2 separate regions of the Mus musculus genome follow, and region 1 is linked to region 2. Evidence: chromatin loops called from intact Hi-C (ENCODE). Cell type or tissue: left cerebral cortex. All regions are shown on one strand. Each heading gives the region's core, and the rest is flanking DNA. Links, peaks and the distances in the headings are about the cores only.

Region 1 (4,400 bases), core at 144-4,143, 56 kb before region 2:
AGGGCAGCTAACTTGTGACCCAAAGTCCTATGGTCAACACATGGTCAGTCTAGAACCCCAATGGTGTTCGCTTGCCTCTTGCCCATGTATGTATTCTCTCTCCACCGAGACACTCCTGGCCTTTGCCCGTGTCTTGTGCCAGTTGGTGCCTCCCATGCCCTGTTAACATATTTCTTTGTGACTAGAAAACTGAATACAATGACTGTACGTTAAGGCAAAAGCATCATGGAGATGATGAAATAAATGTAATTTTCCCTCATGTCCCTTTCAGATCCTGTTCCTGCCTGGATGCTATCTCTATTATTTTTTTCAGTGATGGTTTTTCTATTTTGTCTCCCAAGAAATGATGTTGAGTTATGCAGCTGCAGAAGATTGTACGACTGAGCAGCGCACGGAAAACATTACGGTCGAGTCGACCTTAATCAAAAGTTCTCACGCTGTTCTTTGTATTATTTCTCCCACAACTGCTGGGGGGCGGTGCTTCAGATCCTGGCGCTGGGATGCTGTGGAGAGCGGATTCTTTCCTGGAAGTGCAGAATAATAGATCACTTCCTGCTCAAACAGAATTCCCTTTAGATTGCTTTAAATAATATCCTGTCGTATCCATGGTAATCTGAAAATGGAGAAAATTCAAGTGTGTTAGGTTAAAACCTAGGAACCAAATTTTGCAAATCTTTAAACACTGAAATCAAACTGTAGAGTTTTATAAGCTACATGAATAAGGTCGTGTGGGCATGTACTGAGTTCATTTCCTTGTAGTACAGTTCTGTGAGGTGGGCACTGGCCTGTTCTATGGAATCCAGGGTGGCTTTGCATTGAAATGGCTGTCATTGTGAGTACCACTAAGAATCTCAAACATCGCCAGTGCAAACGGTAGGCTCCCTAGTTACCATACAGAATAATTTCAGCAACACCAGAAGAAACACACACTATAGAATCTGTAGTACAGCGACACTAAAATGGTTTTACATGCAAAGAACCCAGGATTGAAGACATCAGTAACTCATCAAAGTTCTTGGGCAACAGAGCCGGGCTCTAAGCCTGATTCTCTGGCTACAGTTAGATTTGTGCTTTCAGAGACAAAATCCCTTTAGTTAAAGTGATGTGGAGAAATTTAGGAATGAAGCTTCATTAGATAGGTTATTTATATTCGAAATATTGAAAGCATATAGAAATTGCCTTTTTTAGGATCTGAAGTTATAATCAAGACCCACTTTACTAAAGTGGGGAGCACAGGGATAAATGCACTATTATAAAAATGAAAGCGGACGTGAAGGAACACTTCACAAAAGAATAGAGTGTTCACTGTTAATACAGAGAGAACAAATACAGCTAATATCAACCAGGCCTGGGAAACAGACACTCTCTTCATTGTGGTATGATCACAAATTGACATTCCTGGCGTATATGAATTATCTATTGAAATGTTCATACCTCTTGACCTGAGCGTTTCACAGTTAATTATATATCATAGTCATGGGCAAACAAGTTCACCTGGGAAATGAAGAGCAAAGTTCATATAATTATTTTTGTAAAAAAAAAAATATTCATCACAACCTAAGTGTCTTCAGGATTGAGTAAATAAATTCAGGTGTCCTCCATCCTGGAACAGTAGCCAGGTACAGGAAACAGTGGTTCAGACCGATATCTACTGGCCTGGAATAATGCCGGATGCATATTTTATAAAACAGCTTGTAGATGGTGTACAATACTTTAGAGAAGGGCTGCTCTGAGATGGGATCCGCTTCAGTTCTCAGCAAGGACAGTGAGCAGGTGAGCATGGCAGTGTCTTTAAGCTGTCACGGAACAGGACTGTTCACTTCAGTTCTCAGCAAGGACAGTGAGCAGGTGAGCATGGCAGTGTCTTTAAGCTGTCACAGAACAGGACTGTTCACTTCTGACCCTATACTCTGAAATAAGTCACCTCTCCCGTCTGGCTCTTTCATCTGTAAAATGAGACAATTATGATTAAAATCTTTCTGGTTCTAAATGTAAATGCAGATTTACAAATGTGCAGAATGGAGTAGGACAGAGACTGCCCATCCTGTGTGTGTGCCATTTAACTGCAGGTACGGGAATGTCAGGGTGTTATCAGACTAGGACAAGTGCTAGAGACCTCCCTGGGAAAGTGCTCTTTCAAGAACAGATTGTGTTTCTGTCCTGTTCCGTTTTTGTCCTGGCTGCTGGTGGTTACTGCCACACGAGTATCACTGTGTCATTATAAAGCCAGAACTTTAATAACAGCAGGATTCAGAATATGTCAAGGCTTTCAAATCTACCAAAGTCTACCGAAACAAATAGTTTTAATGACACAAGCACAAAGCTTCTAAAAACAGATTTTGACGTGTTTATGGGCACAGCTCTCAAGACAATATAATTATTCCATGGAGTAGTAACATTTGTGTTTTGTGCAGATAAAAACCTTGCCCCCGTCTTCTGACTCGGTAAAACAGCAGACACAGCCGCAGCCCCAGATCTTAAATCATCCCGGTGCATGCTCTCATTTTGTTTTTCTGCTCTGGCTTTTCTCCACTAGAGGGGATAATGCTTTGTCTCCAGGGAGTCAGAGACTGCCTGCCTGCCTTAGAGAATATAAAGGAGATTAAGTAACACACACACACATAAAGTTATATGTATAGTAATTGACATTAGGTGCTCCATTAAACAATGAAATGCCACAGTATACCAGTTCTTCAGGACTTGTTGCCATGGATACCCAGTGTGATGGAGATGGGGAAAGAGTTGCTTAGAAATTCGGCAATTTCATTTTGAGGTGATGCGAAAAATAAACCATCCAGAGGTAGGAGCCATTAAACCATTCCTATATGCGTGCAATTTTCAAAATAAAGTGTAAATGTTTCAAAGTGAATATTAATTTTTTGGCATTTCCTTATATTGTTTATTGTTTTATAAGCCAAAGGGTGGGGCAGTTTTTACTTAGCTAGAAAACTATGTGACATATTTGGAAAGCAATATTTTAGTCAAAGGTGAGTAAAATCCAGCAAATATTGTAGAACCACGGAAGGATGGCAGTTGATCAGGCAGCAGTAGTCCCTTAGGTACACGTAGTAGCCTCTGAATGGATAACAAAGCAAACCCTGGGATGGAGCCGATGTAAGACAACTGTAATGTTACACAGGGTGGGAGCTAGGGCCAGGAAGACGGCAACTGGCAATGTGCTTTCTGGGCAAGCAAGAGGACCTGGGTTTGGATTCCCACACCCTTCATATTGAATCGTAATCTGGAACTGGGAGGTGGAGCCAGGATGACCCACATGGCTTGAGGCCAGCCAGCTAATCTGAATTGCTAAGTTTGGGGTTCAGTGAGAGACCCTGTCTCGAAAATAAGCTGGAGAGTGATTGGGGAGAACAGGTACCATTGACCTCTGGTGCACACACATGTGAGCACACATGCACGTGGGCACACATGAGGTCAGCTAACTACTTTGATGTTAGTTCGTATTTTCCTAGTTCTATGGGTAGTTTGCAGCCAGTATTCGATGTCTGATGCTATGAAATATCCCTGATCTCACCCCCAAACCATCCCAGTAGAAATTCAGTGGATTCTGTATCAAAGGCTGTGGGGAGGAAACGTGATCTGCTTGGGCTGCCTGTCACCCCTTTGGTCTGCAAGGTTAATTTGGATAATTGGACTGACTAGTCAGTATCCCCTTCCCTCATTCCTCCGAGTGTCCCTCTTGTAGCTATATGCTTGGCTGAGGAGGATGGCCTTTCCTAATAAAGAGGGCTGTTTCTTGGTCAAGGATATATACGTAGTCCACTCCTGTGTTAGAACCTTCAAGCTCTCAAAGATAGTCTCTAGGGATGAAAAGAGCTCTATTTTAGGACACCTAAAGGAATGGGAGTTTATCTAGCAGTATTCCCCACCATGCATGCTTTGTCAATAATGGAGACAATTTAAAAGTTAGTATTGATCCATCTGCCATGTGAACACCAAATTTACAATAGATGGAAACCAGATCCAGCCATGCCCATCTGGACCGGACCTATGACGACTCTCAGTGTCTCAGAAAAAACTCCCCAACCCTGCACCAGGCATTTATGCCTTTAAAAGGTCAACCCACAGCAACATGTCTCCTTCTCTGCTCCTGCCCCTCATCCGGGTGAGGGTGCAGTTCAGGTGAGGACAGGACACACCCCAGACAGGTGGAGTGTGTTCTACCTGCTCCCTGACTGCCGGAAGTTGCCTTTGCAACACCTCTTTTTCATAGCTGTGTTGCTTGCTGTTTTATCCTCCTGACACCAGAGATGGCTATCTGAAAAGAGAAAACCCCAGTCCAAAAAAAAAAAAAAAAAAAAAAATCCCTTCAAGTTTGGCTTGTAGACAAGTCTGTGGGCCATATTCTTGATTAATGATTGATGTGGGAAGGGCCCAGCCCA
Region 2 (4,400 bases), core at 105-4,104:
GAAGTAAGTGAGAGAACCCACATGGTGAGGGAGTTCAGCTTGCCAGTGAATTAGAGTACAACTGCTTGATTTAAGGATAAATTATCTTCTCTTCGCATTCTGCACAGTACTTACTTGTGTGGGGGGGAAAGTGTTGAAATCAAGCCCTGATGGGATTTGCAGTGTCACCGTTCAAGAAGGTGTCTTCATTTTGCCATTAGGGGCACTGGTTCCCAAACACGTTCTGCTCATGTCATTCCCGGAGGTTGAGTTCTCTTCAAGAAGCCTAACTCATAAAACCTCATCAACTTCCAATATCTCATTTGTCTTTACTGTTGACTACCTTCAGTTACTGGGTTAGAGAAAGGTTTCCATATTTCCAGAATTCTTCATTTAACTAAGAGTGACGTGTTTAAACTGCCAAGGGGAGATTGTTAATGAGACCTATCTCGTCATTCTGTAACATCTATATCCAATTAGTAGAGTAAATTTTTTAAAAAAGCAGAATTTTATTTTGAAATGATTATGGACTCCTGGGAGTCTGTAAACATATTTACCCAACTTCCCACTGCTAATGCCTTATGTAGCTGCAATGGCATCCAAGCTGGTCAGTTAGGATTGGGACTGCACTCTTCAACTAGATGGGAGTCCTTCCGTAGTCTCTAGCTCCTCATAGAGCATTGCATCTGAACCTATAGAGAGGCCATGCTCGCTAACATTATATCCAAGGACCTTTGCTTCTTATGGAGTACAGCTTTTGACTAATCATTTCTGACACTAGCTTCTATTAAAAATGGATTCATAAGCCCTGTTACACCTTCCCAAGGGAGCAGTGAACCTGCACAGAAGACAGTAATTTAAGAGGGCATTACTAAGAACTTTTTAAATACAAGAGATACACGTATTTGCTTTTTTTTTTTCCATGAAAAAACAGTGCACCTTCAGAATGTTCTAGAGAATATTTTCTACAGAATGTCCTAGAGTATAATTTCTTTCATAAACACTTGGGTTCTTATATAAATATATTTCATTGTAAATAGCAAATTAATTAATATGAAAAATCTTGATCATATTGGGACCAGTGAGATGGCTCAGCAGGTAATGGCACTTGCCACCAAGCCTAACAACCTGAGTTTAATTCCTAGGACCCACATGGAGGGAGGAGAGAACTTACTTTCTTAAATTGTCTTCTCATTTCCACAATGCACAGGTGTGCATTTACACGTGTACACACACACACACACAATAAAACGTAGCGCAAAAGTTTTAAACTTAAATTTGATCTACTACTATTTAACTTTAGAAAAATAAAACCAACAATTATTTTCATCTTACATATAAAATGGTGCAAAAATATTTTTTTAAATACCCTACCTAATTTAGTTATTGGGAGATACTCTACTTTTAAATGTAAACTCTTTGCTCTAAAATATTTAAGCTGTAAGTAGTATTACCACATAGTACCAAGATGTGGCCATTTCCGTGTGTTTGAATACATTAGGAATGCATTAAAGTTCTGTAATCAGGACATAAATACTTCAGATCCTATTTTAAAGGACTTTTTAATGTAGTAATGAAATCCCTTATGTAAAAGTATCTAAGTCTGTGATTAACTAATACTTGACGACATTAGACATTTAAGATTACTTTTCTCTTTGTGTAATGTTTGAAATGTTGTATCTAAAAAGATTTCCCAGTGAGAAAAGAGTATGACAGGACTTTCACCCTGTTGACATCGCTTCCTTGGACGAGGCTGTGCTGCAGTACATTCCTCTGAAACCAGTTGTCTGTTCATTTGTGTGGAATATACACGTAGCTGCACACAAGCAACTGCAGTGCATCTTTACTTAGTCTCACTCCCAACCGTTTTCTGTCTCCTAAGCAAACAACTGACTTCCTTTAAATCTCCATCAAAAACGTGCAGTTCACGATATACTAAAATAACAGTGAAAACATCGTTCTCCTCTGTGATGTCAAGAGACTAGGAGTTCCCAAGGCTTAGCATAGCTTTAATTTGGAGAGCTTGCTTATTTATTAACTTTATTATGATATCAAGATTATCTGTAATTCTAATGTAATGCAATGTATAGACTATCAGTTTTCTTGCCCAGACACCTATTTTTTTTAGGTCTCTGCATGGCCTCACCCAAATCCAGCCAAACTCAGTTTTAAATTTTCTATTTGTAAAATGTCCTTGGCAGACAGTTCTAGGGACTTACACCTTAGTGCTTAGCTTCACAGTTCTTCACTCCACAACACCCACCCACCCATCCACGAACACCCTTGGCACGGGAGATTCAGCCCAGTGCTTCGTGAGTGCCTGTCACTCTGCCACGGATGTGTCTCCAACTCCATTGCTCTCTCTATAACAACTGCTTTGACAGCCCGGGCTCTGCTGAAAAGAAAACCAGAAAACTTCAGCTCACCCACACACAACATGCTTCAAGTCAGTGTAGCCGTGCAATGTGAAGAATAAATGAAAATACAATGGAAATGCAGGCTAGGCATCACCTTACTAGACAAGATGATGAGGCTATTTAAGGTGCTTAGCCTGGTGGGTAAATGACATTGAGAAGTTGCAAACACAGCCGGATTGAGGTCAGCTGTGTTAATGACTCGGTTCCAAGACCAGCCCTGTTGCTAGTGACCATACTTAAAAGTCATAGTTAGCTCGTGAATAATATAAAAACCAGTCTCCTTTGATTTCTTGTGTGCGGGTGTTGTGATCTGGTGTATTTGGAAACTGTTAAGTTTTTTTTTTTCTGTGTATTTGTAATTTAGTTAGATGCTAAGTCCAAAAAGTTATAAACTTCATTTTGTTTACTTGACTTACATAAATACACATGGAACATTTGAGACTTGGTGACTTGATTCTAGGAAGCTTTGTGGGTATTTATCTCTAACCGTACTGAAGACCAAGCTCAGCGGCTCACACGTGCCAGGACATTCTGTTGTTGTTGGCCGGACCGTTAAGCCTTTTAAAACAAACATTCCTCCCTGAGATAGGGGTGTGCCGTGTTCTATGAGACCCAGACCTGTAGGGCTGATCCTCAGAAGCCAATTTGTTTTGTATCAAGTCTGGTTCAGTACACGGGTGTGACCAGAGGTAAAGCCAAATGACTCGTGCGCGCTGAACGGCACATTCAGAATTACCAGTGAGAAAATGCAGAGTGATCTTCTGTGCCAAAGATGGTTTCAGAGCCTCACACCTATTGCCAAAACTCAATTTGTTTCCTAGTTACCTGGCTGGTGTGCACAGATCTTAAGTTGCAATAAAAACGCAGTAATAAATTTGTGGTTTTAAACACAGCGTTAGGCCCCAGCTTGCCCCTCTCCCGCTGGAGCTGTTCCGCTGCATTTGTCACGACCAACCTGACATTTCCATCTACCAGGATTTCCACTTGGGAAAAGCTGGAGCCCTGGGAGATCTGCAGGGCAGATCGGAACATGAATTCTCCCGTCCCATGTCAGTATTAACCTGTGGAAGCTATAAATTCTGTGTGTTGTTTGAGCTTCTAAATTAGCTGTTTGACGATCCATCAAAGGTCATTTTCTTGTCTCTGGGAGTAAACCCCTGTTTCTTTTTCTCCTGTTTTCCTCCTTTGTTGCAGAGATTAACCATTCCAAGCAGCTGCCCCAGAAGCTTTGCTGAACTGCTACACCAGTGTTGGGAGGCTGATGCCAAGGTATGCTCATTAGGGTTCAGATTTCGGAACCCTCACCTGTTCATCTTTGAGTTCCTTTTTTTTTTTTTTTTTTTAACAGCATTTGTCAGCACTCTGGCTTCAAAAAACAATATTGTTCTTTTGCTTTTAATCATGACCATGTGACTTGTTAAAAAAAACAAAAAACAGGAACCAAAAAACAGCTAACACAGTACATACTATAGGTGAGGCTGTGTTTTAAGCACTTTTTCTTAACTCTTGAATATAGAAGCTGATCCATCTCAACCTTGGCTCACAGATGGAGCCAAGGAAGCACAGGTTAAGTGACAAGGTTAAGGTCAAGCCCACATGGCCAGTACTGGTGGGGCTGGATGTGAACCCAGAGAGTCGGCCATGGAGCTCTGCCCTTAGCCTCTTCTCCATTGCCTTTCTCTCTAACAGAGGAGCAGAGAGAAGTTTTACCTTGGTAGAATCACAGTGTGTGACATCCCTGGACAAGTCCAGGGATGTTTCTGAGCTGTCACAGTAAAATTGAAGAAATTCCAATCCTAGGTTTTCATGCATTTATCACATGTAAGCATGGATAGCTCATCTCCTTTCCCCACAAAGTTCAGCTTTAAGAAAATATTCTTGCGTGAACGGTAGTGGCACACACTTTGGTCCGAGCACTTAGGAGACAAGAGGCAGGTGGATCTCTGTGAGTTTGAGGCCAGTCTGGGCTGCAGAGAGAGTTCCAGGACAGCCAAGGTTGTTACA

Evidence for each region. Hi-C counts contacts between places; a loop is a spot of excess contacts. Peaks named below come from ENCODE experiments on the same cell type or tissue, not always from the same donor. Only the 100,000 strongest peaks of a DNase experiment are listed, where the experiment ranks them.
Region 1: it touches region 2 in a loop (2.3-fold over the local background); 3 of 42 quality-filtered maps call a loop at or near these places.

What each region holds. Positions count from the first base shown.
Region 1 is chr2:72,324,105-72,328,504 of GRCm38, forward strand. The region is part of intron 2 of Map3k20 (mitogen-activated protein kinase kinase kinase 20); the gene reads left to right. Among named protein-coding and RNA genes, the nearest start is that of Gm52556, 25 kb to the right of the region's middle. In left cerebral cortex, for the core only: a CTCF peak has its summit at 2,531; a DNase peak (open chromatin) is centred at 2,549.
Region 2 is chr2:72,380,541-72,384,940 of GRCm38, forward strand. It overlaps Map3k20 (mitogen-activated protein kinase kinase kinase 20), which reads left to right. Exons shown (of 20, transcript NM_023057.5): 9 at 3,591-3,665. Among named protein-coding and RNA genes, the nearest start is that of Gm52556, 31 kb to the left of the region's middle. In left cerebral cortex, for the core only: no CTCF peak of the experiment used is centred there; a DNase peak (open chromatin) is centred at 2,301.